2 separate regions of the Homo sapiens genome follow, and region 1 is linked to region 2. The links are chromatin loops, found by intact Hi-C in ENCODE. Cell type or tissue: psoas muscle. All regions are shown on one strand. Each heading gives the region's core, and the rest is flanking DNA. Links, peaks and the distances in the headings are about the cores only. Region 1 overlaps TTLL11 (tubulin tyrosine ligase like 11). Region 2 overlaps TTLL11 (tubulin tyrosine ligase like 11).

Region 1 (4,387 bases), core at 102-4,101, 89 kb after region 2:
GGGGCAGGAGAATCGCTTGAACCCAGGAGGCAGAGGTTGCAGTGAGTGAGTGCCATTGCACTCCAGCCTGGGTCAACAAGAGTGAAACTCCAACTCAAAAAAAAAAAAAAAAAAAGAATAAGTCATGTTTGAATAGCTGGGGAAGAGCATTCCAGGGAGAGGGAACAGCAAGAACAAAGGCCTCTTCCAAAGAATAGCAAAGAGTGAGCGAAACGGAGAGTGGCGGAAGATGAGGTCAGATAGACAAGGGGCAGATGGCGCTGCATCTTGTAGACCATGAGAAGGAGCCAGGATTGTAAGTGCAATGAAAAAGCCATTGGAGGGTTTCAGTGAGGAAAGTAACTGGATCCACCTTGTGTTTTAAAGCATCTCCTTGGCTACAGTGAGAAAAATAGGCTATAGGCAGTAAGGGTGGCTATGGCAGCCATTCAAGTGCGAGGTGATGGCTGCCTAGACTGGGATGGCAACAGTGGAGTTGGTTAGAAGCGGTTACATTTGGGAATATTTTAAAGGATATTTGCAAGAGTTGCTTATGGATTGGATGTATGAAGGAGGGAAACAGAAAAAAGAAGGATGTCTCAGGCTGTTGGTCTGAGTGACTGACTGAATGCCATTTGTTTACTGAAACAGTAAAGACGATAGAGAGTAGGTTTGGGAAGGAAGTCAAGAGCTTGACTTTGGACGTGTTCAGTGTTTGATGGCTATTAACTATCCAAGTAGAAAATTAAAGTGGGCACTGGGATATACCAATCTGGAGCTCAAGGAAAGGTCAGGACTGGAAATACAGCTATAGGCGCCAGTAGCGTAGAGCTGGTGCTTAAGGCCATGGGGGCTACGCGGGATCATTTAGGAGTGATTGTGAATAGGGGGACACCTTTCCAAGGATGGAGGCCTGAGACTCTCCAACACTGACAGGTCCAGAAGAAGAGGCTGAGAAGCAGCAGCCAGGGAGGTAGGAGGGAAACTGGAGTGTATCCTTCTATCATATTCTGCTTGGCAAACCCTTCTTCATGCTTTACGCTCCAGCTTAAGCATCTCCTCCTCTGGGAAGCCTTCCCTGACAGGGTTAGGCAAAGTTAGCGACTCCCTTTTCTGGGCTCTCCCAGCATCCCACATGGACCCTCTCATAGCATTTCTTTCTTACAAGGGACTGGAGTTCTCATGAGTCAGCTCTCCCCATTACACTGTGTGCCCCCTCAGAGCAGGGACCTTGTCTTATCCATAACCACATGCCCATACTAGCTCAGGGCTTGTCTTAGTGGGTGCCCAGGGAATGTGTTAGAGTCCAAAGGAAGAAAAAGCTGAAATATCAGAAGTTGTTTCTGGAGAAAGGGTTTATCTAGGAGGTGGGGCTTGAATAGCACCTTAGAAGGCGTTGAAGTTCAAGAAACAGCAAGAATGAGAGAGAGCATGCCAGGTCAGCCGAGACAGAAGAGAATCAAAGGGCAGCAATGGGAAAGCACAAATTATGTCCAAGACAGCAATTGGATCTGTTTTTCAAGACTGCAGAGCTCAGGGAGGGTACAGGGAAGCTAGACTGGGGTTGGGGTCAGGGGTGACAAATGCCAGGCTAAGGAGATGGTTTTCAAACTATACTCCTTGGAACACTTGTGTTCCTGTTAGGTTTAAAATGTGAATATTTCATGGTTTCTTACAACTTTAAGGCACTTCATCATAGACAAATTTGAGAGCTGTTGTGGTTACAGATAACAAACAATGGAATAAACATAAAAACTGTCATTTATTAAGTGATTCCTATGTGTTAGGTGCTGTGCTAAATATTCTTCCTAGTTTGCTCTTATTTGTGCTTACAATAATTCTGAGAGGGAGGTACAAATATGGTCTCTAACTGCAGATAAGGAAGCTGAGACTAAGAATTGTTAACTTGCCAAGCAGACCAGCTAGAGGTGCCAGGGTTAGCCCAAACCCAGGCCGTCTAAGAACCAAATCCAAGCCCTTGACCACTCACTGCATTGCTCCTTGGCCTTCTTCCCTTGGGGTGACTGGCTGAAGGGTAAGGAGGAGGTCAAAAAAACAAAGAATAAAGAGGAGAAACATCTTAGGATTTAGGAAGAGCATCTCCTTCAGGCATCTAAGCAAAAGGATCATGGCCAAGGAGATAATTAGATACAGGGAGCTAGAAGAAGATACAGACCAAGCAATGGAACTGGGAAAGAACGTTCTTGAAAGCTGAGCTGGAAGCCTTTCCTCTGCATGTGTTATTTCTGCCATATGATTCATCTACACTGAGACAGGCCTTGCTGTATAAGTCAGAGTCACACTGGTACCCTCAAGAAGGCTGACATGAGGATATGTTGCTGGGAGCTACCTAGGCAATGACAGGGGACAGGCTGGAATGACAGGGAAGCCACGTTCCTCAGCAGCAGATTACAGGAAACCTGCCCACAGCCTGAGCAGTGCCCGCAACTGCTCTGTGCCATCACAATTTCCCAAGTAGTTATTGTGGCTATGATTGGAAAGGGGTCACCGTCACATGTTTAAGATAAATGTAATTTCTTTGGCTAGAGTTTATGTTCTGGAATGCTGCAATCTGAGTCAAGCCCAGGCAACAAGCGAGAGGGGCTGTGTGGCAAAGAAGTCATGTGTTCTATCTGCACGGAACATTACAGCTTGAAAAGCCATTCACAATCTTTATCTCATTGGAATTTGACAACAACCCTTTGAGGTAGGCAAGGAAGATGAGGCACAGAGAAGTTAAGTGACTTATACAAGAATACACAGCAAGTCAATGGCAGAACCTAACCGGGTCCCTTAATCTCTAGGTTCCAAGTCAGCTCAGGTATGTGAGACCCAAACTCAAAAGTGTTCTTACAAGTGATAAGAATAAAGTAAGAGAGGGCTCCAAGGAGAAAAGGATACCATTTTCTTTTCTTTTTTTTTTTTTTTTTTTTTGAGACTGAGTCTCGCTCTGTCACCCAGGCTGGAGTGCAGTGGCGCGATCTCGGCTCACTGCAAGCTCCGCCTCCCGGGTTCACACCATTCTCCTGCCTCAGCCTCCCAAGTAGCTGGGACTACAGGTGCCTGCCTCAACACCCGGCTAATTTTTTGTAATTTTTTTTAGTAAAGATGGGGTTTCACCATGTTAGCCAGGATGGACTCGATCTCCTGACCTCGTGATCCGCCTGCCTCGGCCTCCCAAAGTGCTGGGATTACAGGCGTGAGCCACCGCGCCCGGCCCAAGGATACCATTTTCTCCCTTAATGACTGGGAATCTGAAATGTATGGTAAGACAAATTCCAAATATCTAACACCTTATACCCTGTCAAAGTGTTGTCACCCACATTACTTCACAATAAAAGGCAGGCAGGGAAGTGAGCGTAGGTGATTTACAGAGAAAGAAGCAGAGGCTCAGAGTGGTGAAGAAACATGCCCAAGTTCGCACAGCTGGGAAGAGGAAAAGCGCTTCCTTGATCCTGGCGTCTCCCCCCATGCTCCTCCTCTGGCCCAGGCCTGGAAGCATTTAGTGTGGTCAAGCAGTGGGAAACAGTCCCAAGACTGTGGTTCCACTTGCAGACATGATCTGTCCAAACCAGTGGCTCCCTCCCTGTCTGCCCCCTCCACCAGCTCCCCACAGCTTGGGCCCCACTGATGGCTGCCCCATGTGGCCTGTCCATAGCAAGACATGCAGCAAAACAACCAGCCTGGCCCTCCACCCTGCCACTCGGTCCAAGCCAGGGCTCTGTGGCTTGGCTCTGCATGCCGGGCCCACATGATAGTCCTAGAATAGCTGTCATTGTCAAACAGATCTGACCACATGGTCCCCCGGGATGACCCCTGGACGTGTCCACGTTGCAACTTATCTCCTTGACCCTAGCTTTTTGATGGCTTACGTCAGGACTTGTTTTCTCTGGCCCTACCTCTAAGTTCTTCCCTTTTCTCCTTTCTAATGTTTTAAGCCACCTACCTGATGGCTGAGCTGTGCATCCTCCCTGGGAACCAAAGGCCAGGGGTCCAGTTTCTCAGGACAGATTTCTGGGTGGCAATTACCCCTTCCTGGTACTGATCATGGCCTGAATAGCCCTCCAAAAGGTGCCGCCAGCCTGCCTGGAAATCCTGCTGGCTGGCGCCTAGCCCCTGGGGTGTCCTCTCTGGGTTTGAGGCTGCACTTTGGGACCAGCCTCCTCTTCTGCTGTTGAATGAATGCCCCATCCACTAGAGACACTGCCCCACTCCCTCCGTTCTCACTTCTTGTCCCAAGAGACCTGTCACCTGCTTGCCATAGACTGGAAATAACCCAAATGTTCCTTGACAGAAGAACTGATAATAAATTGTGCATATTCACAATGGAATCTATAACAGTGCAAATGAGGCAGTACCCACGACCCCCACCAGCATGGGTGGACCTTGGAAACCTTATGTGTAGTGG
Region 2 (4,387 bases), core at 189-4,188:
CATGTCCTTTCCCCACTCTGCGATGTTCCTTCCCACTTAACAAGGAAGAACTGGGGATAGTTTAATTACCTCTACGTCTGCTATCCCATTCCTCTGCCTGTATCTGCTGGACCACACCCCACAGAGAGCTGTAGGTAAGGGAGACAAAGATTATCCCACTTACGTCTACTCAATGGGCAGTACCCAAGGATGGAAAGCTTTGAAAGCTTAAGCTTAGATGGAGACATTCTGTCAGAAACTGGAGGGAATCTGTTTTCTGTGCATACAGATATCTGGAAAGCTGAAATCAGAAAGCACAATGAACTATTCTTTGCAAGCTGTTTTGCATGAGAAAAATGTAAGTATCATCTGAAGAGCAGCTGCAGGATGGCCTCCAAAGCTCTAAGGGGCTGGGCCACCACGAGCCACACCTGTGGGGAGGAAGTAATGAGCACCTGGATTCCACGTTTCACCAAATGTTTGAGCAAAGCCATGGGTACTAAGTGTCTTCATGTTGGTACCAAGCAGATAAACATGTGACATCTCTCTCCTATATGCCAAGCACTGGGCACGGGGTCTATAAAATAAATGAGACAGTGTCCCTGCCTGCAAGGAGCCTACAGCCTGGTGCAGGAGACCCCTAAAAGAAGAGACTTATACCAGGATGTAGGAAGTGCTGAGATGGAGACACAGAAACCTTTCTGGAGAAATAGAAACGCTTTTACACTGTTGGTGGGAGTGTAAATTAGTTCAACCATTGTGGAAGAAAGTGTGGCAATTCCTCAGGGATCTGGAACCAGAAATGCCATTTGATCCAGCAATCCCATTACTGGGTATATACCCGAAGGATTATAAATCATTCTACTATAAAGACACATGCACACCACATATGTTTATTGCAGCACTAGTCACAATAGCAAAGACTTGGAACCAACCCAAATTCCCATCAATGATAGACTGGATAAAGAAAATGTTGCACATATACACCATGGAATACTATGCAGCCATAAAAAAGGGAAGAGTTCATGTCCTTTGCAGAGACATGGATGAAGCTGGAAACCATCATTCTCAGCAAACTAACACAGGAACAGAAAATCAAACACCACAAGTTCTCACTCATAAGTGGGAGTTGAAACAATGAGAACACATGGACACAAGGAGGGGAACATCACACACCAGGGCCTGTCGGGGGGTGGGGACTAGGGGAGGGATAGCATTAGGAGAAATACCTAATGTAGATGACAGGTTGATGGGTGCAGCAAACCACCATGGCACATTGTATACCTATGTAACAAACCTGCACCTTCTGCACGTGTATCCCAGAACTTAAAGTATAATTTTTTTAAAAAAGGGTTAAAAAATTGGACCCTCAAGGTCCAATCCCTAAAAACGTTAAGATGGGAGAATTCATGGTTGAGAAGAAAAGTCAGCGGGGGTCAGGGGAGGTGGGACCAACGACAGGAATAAACTGATTAAAGCCTTTTTAGCCACGTCCTATGCTCGTTTAAATGAAAAGATAAAGACAGGGGACTAAATAAAGATATATCTTTATCTTACATGTCTTAAATGTAGTAACAATGAGCTTCCACACTTCACTCCCTACAGAGTTTTCAGAATCCTTCTCTCTTTCATCTTGAAAAGATGTCTGGAACGTTTTGCTTTGCTGCAGATAATGTTCACAATGAACCTCATTTGTGTGTGTGTGTCTGTGTGAGCTATGTTTGTGTGTGTTTGTGTAGCTGTGTTTGTGTATGTGAGTGTGTGCACAGAGTTGTGTTTGTGTGGCTGTGTGCGTGTGTGTGTATTGTGTGATGTGCGGTTGTATGATTGTGTGTTTGTGTGACTGTGTGTGCATGAGTGTGCGCTGCGTGTGTGTCTGTGCACGTTTGTGTGGTTGTGTAAATGTGTGGTTGTATGAGTGTTAGTGTGTGTGGTTGTGTGTAGTTTTGTGTTTGTATGACTGTGACTGTGACTGTGTGTTTCGTTGTACATATGTGTGTGTCTGTGTGGTTGTGTGTTTGTGTGACTGTGTGTGGTTGTGTATGTGTGTCTGTGTGAACATGTGGTCATGTGTGCTTATGAGTGTGTGTGTATGTGTGGTTGTGTGTGTTTATGTGTGTCTGTGTGAATGTGTGATTGTGTGGGTTTGTGTGACTGTGTGTGATTGTATCTGTGTGCGTCCGTGTGGTTGTGTGTTATTGTTTTGTGTTAGTGTGTGGGTGTGTGTGTGTCTGTGGATGTGCGGGTGTTTTGTGTGTTTGTGTATGTGTGTATGTGTGGTTGTGTGTATGAATGTGTTGTGTGGGTTTGTGTGACTGTGTGTCATTGTATCTGTGTGTGTCCCTTTGTGTGGATGTGTGGGTGTGTCTGTGTGGGTGTGTTTGTGTGGGTGTGGGTGTGTGGGTGTGGGTGTGTGTCTGTGGTGGGTGTTTTGTGTGAGTGTGTATGTGTGGTTGTGTGTGTGTATGAATGTGTGGTTGTGTACATTTGTGTGGCTGTGTGTCATTGTATCTGTGTGTGCCCGTTTGGTTGTGTGTGTTTGTGTGTGTTTTTGAGTGTGTGTGCTCCGCCATCTACAGGTTCTGTTATCTCTAACTGAGTAAGCAGGAGCCGTTAAATTCTGCCTCTGGCTCCCACCCAAGACACGGAATGCTGGGAATGGTTCCACCTTGGTCCAGCGCAGCAGATTAATCTAGAAAGAATAGACACATTTCTTACGGCGCCCAACACGGGCTCCCCTTTCCGGGGCTAGGTGGCTTTAGCCTAGAGTTCCCAACTGTGGGCCAGGAACCCACCCCTCAGCCCTTCACTTTTAGTCATCTTCCTCTTAACACTCCTGGAGGTCAGTTCCACAGCCCCAGCTGCTGCCCTCAGCTCTCCCATCTCACACACAGTCTTGGTGCCCAACCTCTTCGGTGTCACTTTCTCTCCTACCTCTTCCCTCTCATGTCTCGACTCCAAGGCCCTCTTTCTCCTGGAAATCGGGACATGATTCGGAACTCACACTTCTCCCGGGTCGGGACATAAGTCAGGACTCACACTTCTGGGTCCGAGGTTGCATAGATGGGCGTGCAGGAGGCCATCTGCAGGTGCCTGAACTTCAGTGCGGGGTCCTGGCGGCGGGGCGGCAGGGATGACTACGCAGACCCTGGCCCTGAGGCGGGAGGAAGCACCTCCTTCACCCGCCGCAAGAGGAACAGGCTGTTCCAGCCGAGATCATTTCGGAAACGATGCTGCGGCTAGCCTGGGAATGGGGATCTGTTTGTGGGTGTCATGGCCATCCCACGCCAAAAGAAAAACGCGTACAGGGATCCGAGGCACGAACCAGCCGCGCACTACAGACCACGCCTCGAGTCAGCTGTAGGTCTTTTCCTTATGACCGCTTCCCAAACTGGCTCTGCAAAGTCAGTGTCAACCAATCACCTATTCCACAAATTTGATTCAGGCCACATTAATTTGCGTTTGACCTAACAGTCTAGCAGTCAATAGACTTATTAAGGAAACCTGAATGACTAAGAATGTCAGCCAGCCAGCCATGCACACACAGGAAAAGATCAAAAGGGGGACCTTTGTGAGAGAAGGCATGGCTCACCCCCACACAGAGGCTATGTGCTTGCAGTAGTTTTTTTCCAGTTATGAAAAAATAAAACCATACTGGTTTTCCACAGCGGATATCCACTGGGTGCTTTTAGACCTCATAACAAGCCTGCCAGGCAGGACACAGGCCCAGAGAGGTTAAGCACCTCACTCGAGATCACACAGCTAGCACGCGGTAGAACTGAGGCTCAAACCTGAGCAGCCTGAGCCGCTCTTCGTTGTTGCCTCTTCTGGGGGCTGCGGTCATTCTTCAGGCCCTGGCTTCGGCTCATTTTTCTCTCTCTTCTCTCCAGATACTCAGCCTCATCAGTGCTCCGGCCATCATCTCTGCGATGACTCCAGATTGATCTAATTTTCCCTTCTCACCAGGATTCCAGCCCACTCTGCAAGTCCCTGCTGAATGTCGACTCTTGGCTACCCCGCATCCCACAAGCCCACCTTCCCAGGCATTTCCCTCCAGGCACACACACACACACACACACACGCGCGCGCGAAGTCTCCAACTGCCCCGGGAGGGTGTTCTCAATTGCAGGAGAGCCCTTAAAGGCCACCTCCTCAGGGAAGCTTTCTCTGCCCATGTCTCCATTCTGATGCATCCCTGGGTACTCAGTTTCCCCTTGGTCCTGACTGTACCGGGCACAGCCTCTGCTGCTGTGTTTTCCCTCATTTCACTGCATTTCTCCCCATCAAATGGATGTTTTTCCTTCTTCTCCCTTTCTCCCTTCTCTTTTCTCCTCTCCTTCCCTTCCCTCTCTTTCTTCTATTCTTTTTTTTTTTTTGAGATGGAGCCTAGCTCTGTCACCCAGGCTGG

What was found. Peaks named below come from ENCODE experiments on the same cell type or tissue, not always from the same donor. Only the 100,000 strongest peaks of a DNase experiment are listed, where the experiment ranks them.
Region 1: it touches region 2 in a loop (2.2-fold over the local background); 7 of 110 quality-filtered maps call a loop at or near these places.

Annotation. Positions count from the first base shown.
Region 1 is chr9:121,982,622-121,987,008 of GRCh38, forward strand. The region is part of intron 4 of TTLL11 (tubulin tyrosine ligase like 11); the gene reads right to left. Among named protein-coding and RNA genes, the nearest start is that of TTLL11, 110 kb to the right of the region's middle. RefSeq lists an enhancer at 3,115-3,616. In psoas muscle, for the core only: a CTCF peak has its summit at 3,616; DNase peaks (open chromatin) are centred at 2,380 and 3,700; H3K27ac peaks cover 2,814 bases.
Region 2 is chr9:121,893,582-121,897,968 of GRCh38, forward strand. The region is part of intron 6 of TTLL11 (tubulin tyrosine ligase like 11); the gene reads right to left. Among named protein-coding and RNA genes, the nearest start is that of TTLL11, 200 kb to the right of the region's middle. RefSeq lists an enhancer at 3,367-4,056. In psoas muscle, for the core only: no CTCF peak of the experiment used is centred there; a DNase peak (open chromatin) is centred at 2,657; H3K27ac peaks cover 732 bases.